Linked DNA regions of Homo sapiens: region 2 is linked to region 1. Evidence: read pairs that join two places in POLR2A ChIA-PET (ENCODE). Cell type or tissue: HepG2. All regions are shown on one strand. Each heading gives the region's core, and the rest is flanking DNA. Links, peaks and the distances in the headings are about the cores only.

Evidence for each region. Peaks named below come from ENCODE experiments on the same cell type or tissue, not always from the same donor. Only the 100,000 strongest peaks of a DNase experiment are listed, where the experiment ranks them.
Region 2: POLR2A ChIA-PET joins it to region 1 with 5 read pairs; 3 of 35 experiments call an interaction of 5 or more read pairs at or near these places.

Annotation. Positions count from the first base shown.
Region 1 is chr2:106,125,673-106,128,584 of GRCh38, forward strand. It overlaps UXS1 (UDP-glucuronate decarboxylase 1), which reads right to left. Exons shown (of 15, transcript NM_001253875.2): 8 at 1-7. Among named protein-coding and RNA genes, the nearest start is that of ECRG4, 61 kb to the left of the region's middle. In HepG2, for the core only: no CTCF peak of the experiment used is centred there; DNase peaks (open chromatin) are centred at 1,439 and 1,799; H3K4me3 peaks cover 1,312 bases.
Region 2 is chr2:106,270,860-106,273,771 of GRCh38, forward strand. No RefSeq gene overlaps it. Among named protein-coding and RNA genes, the nearest start is that of UXS1, 78 kb to the left of the region's middle. RefSeq lists a silencer at 1,578-1,637. In HepG2, for the core only: no CTCF peak of the experiment used is centred there; a DNase peak (open chromatin) is centred at 1,732.

The DNA.
Region 1 (2,912 bases), core at 116-2,615:
GCCAGCCCTACAGAAAGCAATGACATGATAAAAGAGACTGAATTTACATGTGCAGGCACATTTTTTGCTGGCCAATTTAAGCAATGTTTTAGTATTAAAGACATTTAATTATCTATCCAATTATCTACCCTTACTGCGTCTGCTTTGGCACCAAAATAAACAAAACAAATACAGTAAGAAAAACATAAATGGATTCTCAGAAGGCCAGTATTTTGTTGAATACTTGTCATAAGCAGGGCCAAACGCAGAATCTGTTAGTTTGATAAAGTGTGATTTGAGGAGTTTCGTGAAGACTCCTCTGCCCCCAAATATTACCCCATATTTTACTGGGTAACTTTCCCTTGGTTGGCAGAAGGCAAGGCCCTTTTCTCCTTAACTTCCACAATGGTCAGCTTGCCACTTCCTGAACATCTCCTGGGCTCTTCTAACTGCCCATGCCACCCTGTCTGGGTAACTCTCCACTCATTCTTCTTCCTCCTATGCGGTTCAGCTTACACAGCACCTTTTCCAAAGCAACTGTCACATTCCTCAATTCTGCTCTGAACCCCTTTCCTGGACTGACCACTCACATGTAACTGACCAGAACATCATTATCTATGGTGGTCAAGTAAGTATGGAAAGTCTTCCAAACTCATTCACAGAGTCCCAGTGTACAGTGGTTCACTACAGGATCCAAGAACCCCCCTGACCGTCACTAACCCTGTACTTAAGACAGGCGACATACCCCACCCCCAATCGCCACTACACTAGAGGGGGGCTGTGCTGGACACCCCTCAGCTCTGCCCCCCCACCAACAGCAGGGGCCAACACATGCCCACGAAGCACTGCTAGGAGGGTGAGACGAGCCAGGCACATGCAACCTATGTGCGCTTCTGGGTGAGGCTGGGTGGGGTGGTAGGATTCTAGCGTGCAGCAGCCAGGGGTATCAGTGTGTCAGACAATGTAGTAGCTTCAAAATGAAGGACTCTGAGATCTTTTTCTTCCTGATTAAATTTTTTGAGATATTTGTACATTCAAATTCAATTGTACAAAGTAGTATAGGGACCTTATGTATCTTTTACCCAGATTCCCCCAATGCTAAAATTTGCAAAACTAGATTGTGCCACAATCAGGACATTGACATTGATATGATCAGTGACTATTTCCACTGAAACGGACATTCCATTGATAAAAGTGATAGAGCATTTCCATCTCCACCAGGATCCCTCACAGGGCCCTTCTACAGCCTCTCCTCGCTCCCTCCCACCTGCTGACCCCTGGCAACCACTAACCAATTCTCCATGTCTATAATTGTGTCATTTCAAGGATGATACACAAATGGAACACGGCCTCTTAGGACTGAATTTTTTCATGGAGCATATTTCCCTCAAAATCTATCCAAGCTGCAGTGTGTATCAAAGTTCCTTCCTAATCTATTGCTGTGTAGAATTCCCGGGGATATATGTATGCACTGCCGTTAATCATTCACCTATGATAGGACATTCTGGTTGCTTCTCATTTTTGACCTCTACAAGTAAAGCTGCTATGAACATTCACACAGGTTTTCATGTGAACATAAATTTTCATTTCTCTGGGAGAAATGCCCAAGAATACAATTACTGAGTCTTACAGTAGATGCATACTTAGTTTTTTAAGAAAGCGTCAAACTGTTTTCCAGAGTAACTATACATTTTATATTCCCCCCTACCTGAGTTCTTTCTAGTTTATAGTTTTCTCTGAACTTTGGTCACAAACACACATCACAAATGCAATGTGTTATATTTCAAAAACAACTGAGTTTAAAGATTTTGAAACTAAGACTATTTCTGTAGCACTTTCATGGAATGACTCACGCAGGATCTACAGAGACAACTGTCAGGGAGTGAAGCCAAGGGAGCTATCCTGCTGCTGTAGTGTCTGGGGGTTACGAAAAACTTTCATCAGAGAAAGAACTCTAGCACAGGGTCTGGGAGGTGGGCAAGTTACATAGAGGAAAGGGCCTCACCAGGAAAAAGCCAGGCAAAGTTCATGGCATCTTGTCTCAAGTGCAAGATGGCTAATGACAGCGCCTCTCGGTTCAGAATACAAAGTCCAATTTGGGTTTCTTTCCAGCCTACCAATGGTCTCCCTTTGCCTTTTGTATCTCTCCTGGAAGACTCTTTACCATTCCTGCAAGGCCTCCACATTCAATCTCAGTCATAGCTCAAGCCCTAGCTCGAGTCATTTTTGCCTTTAACTCTAACAGCACTTTGCTGAGGCCTCTCTTTGGGAGACTTTCCTTTCCTACTAGGTATCATCGACGCTTGTGCCCGTTCAGCAGCCCCCAACCCCCATAGGGCACCAAGTGCAGAAGAGCCTGAGGGTAACCCCATCTGAATCTGCCCCAGTGACAGGACCCACGGGCACAGTGACTGCATCCCCCGAGTAGGAAGAATAAACGGAATCTCCCTAAACACCAAGTGCATGATCTTTTCCTCTATGGTCTAGTTCTGGTATGATGGAGGGGGGCGGGACAGAGAGAGTGTAGGAGGGGTAGGCGCTTGTGATGGCAAGAAGAGGGCATCACGCACACCTCTAAGCAGAAGCAGCAGCACCCTGTTCTGTCTGGTGACCAGAGCAGGAGACGGTAACAAAGAAGATAAAGCTCTTTCCAGATAGGAAGAATGAATCATCTTACTCCAAACAACCTGTCCCCTGTGATGGTTCATTTTATGTGTCAACTTAGGCCACAGGATGCCCAGGTATCTGGTTGAACATTATGTCCGGGGGTATCTGTGAAGGTGTTTCCGGAAGAGAGGATAATTTGAATGTGTAGACTGCGTAGAACACATGGCCCTCCCCAACGTGGATGTATCATCCAGTCCCTTACAGGCTTGACTAGAACACAAAGATGGAGGAAGGTCAACTGCTTACACAGAACATCGATCTGCCCT
Region 2 (2,912 bases), core at 275-2,774, 150 kb after region 1:
CTTTAAGTCTCTGCGAGTTGGGGAGCAGAGCCCATCTCCTTTCCTGGGTGGGGAGACCTCAGTGCACACAGCACACACCCAAGTCTGTCGGGGATCAGGGCTGGCACAGACTCACCGGTGGTCAGGCCTTCCCACCTTCCCTCCTTATCCTGGGAAACCTGTACTTCTATCCATTCCAAATCAAAGTGCAACGCTTCTACCTCCCCGCAACACACATAACATACACCACACACCAGCTCCTCTTGTTGACGAGGAAGTGAGACCACTTTTGTATGAGGAAATGTGGTCATTTTTATCCAGATGCCAGGTGTACCCCTGGTCCTAGGTAGAAACTGAGCTCCTTCCAGCCTTAGAGGCTTCTGTGAACTGCCCACACACTTGCACAGCTGGCCTTGCCCTGCCCTGGCAGACAGAGGGACCTTGCCCACCTTCTCCTAAAGCCACCCTTGCCCAGCTCTGACTGGAAGGGGCTCTGAGGCAGCGTCTGTGTTCCCTCACATATCCCGATGTTACAGCAGAGGCTCTCAACCCCATGCCAGCTTTAAAAATCCCCAATGCATTTCTGAAAAGAAAACAAACTGCTTTTCTTTACTCTCACACAATACTGCTGATGCCAAATGTGTATTTTTCCCCTCACATTAAGCAATTCTGACACTAAATATCCGGGGTTAGTGCAGACCCCACAAGCTAAGGGCTCAGTCCTACAAGACTGCCCTCACTTCAGACACCAGTCACAATCCTAAGAGCTACCCACAATCCTAACCAACTGACTGTCAATCACAACCCTCTCCTTGGGTTCCATAATTTGCTAGGATGACTTATAGAACTCAAGAAATCACTTTACTTACTATTGGTGGTTCATTACAAGGAATACAACTGAGGAACAGCCGAATGGAAGAGATGGACACGGCAAGGGTGAGGGGTGGGCACTGCAAAGCTTCCAGGCCCTCTCTGGGTACAACAACCTCCCAGCACCTCAATGTGGTCATCAACCTGGAAATTCCCAAACACCCTTTGTTTGTGGTTTTTTATGGCAGCTTCATTACATAGGGACGATTGATTAGATCATTGACCACAGGTGATTAAGTCAGTCTCCAATCCTCCTCCCCTCCTTGGAGGACCAGGGGATAGGGCTGAAAGTTCCCAACCTCTCATCACCAGCGGGATGCTGGGGCAACCAGCCCCCATCCTCCAAGAGTCAGCTCATTAGCATTAGCAGCTCCAGATGTTTGAAAGAGGCTTATTATGAATAATAAAAGATATTCCTCTAAACTTTATCACTCAGGAAATTCCATTCTAAGGGTTTTAGGAGCTCTGTTCCTGGAAATGGGGACAAAGACCAAATACATATTTCTTATTATATCACAATATCAACCTTTCATTCACCAAACATCAATTAAATCAGTGTAAGGAATGGAGAAGTTCTTCAAAGTTTCTTAAAACCATAAAGAGCTTGTCATTTCTTTGCACTATGCATATCTATATATGTTCCAATGCAACTGCTCTGACTTGACCTGGCGTGCCTGGGCAGGGTTAAGTGAGCCCCAGACCATAGTACATGCCATTCCTTATTTGGAAACCCTCCTGACCCTCTCATGACTAGCTTCCTCTTTTCTTTGTCCTCTTTCCCCTTTGCCTATTTAGAAAAGTTTCAAGCTGTTAGCCAATTGGGTCAAGCTTAGAATGTGAGGTCCTGTTCCAGCCAATGCAAACGGGCACAGCCATAGGATGATTGCATCAGGTTACAAAGATTATAAGTGTCCCCCTCTCCTTTGTTCAGGTGTGCTCTCGTGGTAAGGCTGTTAGCGAGCAGCACGCTTTCTGCAGAAAGTAAACTAGCCTTGCTGAGAGATCCTTTGTCTCAGTGTTGATTGTGCGACACTGAGCACCTGTTTCCCACAATTAGAATTTCGGGATGTGGAACCCAGAAATCAGTGGTTGTTTTATTTATTAATTTATTAATTTATTAATCTATTTATTTGCTCAGCCAAATAGATCCCATTTGTAGTCAAAGTTGGGAGCCACAGCCTTGGAGTAATGGGCTGTTTTCATTTACGATGCTTTCCGCTTGGAGAAATGGAAAACCTCAGGTGAACAGTTTAAACAATAATTTCCAGCCAGGTGCGGTGGCTCATGCCTGTAATCCCAGCACTTTGGGAGGCCAAGGTGGGTGTATTATGAGGACAGGAGTTCAAGACCAGCCTGGCCAAGATGGTGAAACCCCATCTCTACTGAAACTACAAAAATTAGCCAGGTGCGGTGGCAGGCACCTGTAATCCCAGCTACTTGGGAAGCTGAGGCAGGAGAATTGCTTGAACCTGGGCAGCAGAGATTGCAGTGAGCTGAGATCGCGCCACTGTACTCCAGCCCAGGCAACAGAGTAAGACTTTGTCTCAACAAAAAAAAAAAAAAAAAGAATTTCCTTGCCTTCTATAACAAATAGTCCAGAGATGGAGCAGTTGCAGGGGTTGCTTACCTCTAGGATGCGACAGTGTCACTGAGGACCCAGGCTCCCCCATCTCTGCCGAGGCATCTTCCCATCACCGGTGCCTCCTCAGGCTGTGCCCCCAGCTCCTGGTATCACATCCTTGCACAGCCAGGTCCCCAGGCAGAAAAGGCATCCCCCGGAGGACAGAGCTAGGCTCTCAGAGCAAGGGGAGAGAACAGTGGCTGCCATACCACCCCAGGCCTCCTCACCACCTTCTGGGAGTCTCTTTCTGTACTCGTCACCTGGCCTAGCTCTTTTCAGTGATATCATTAGTTTATCTGAAACTCATTTTGATATTTTGATCCTTTTCGCCTCAGATTATTCTAAGATCATAGCAAGACTCGCTGAGCTCCGTGAAGACTGAACTACAAACTGGGATGGCATGAAACAATGGGATTCATGAGAGAGCTAGTGGGTTGGAAGA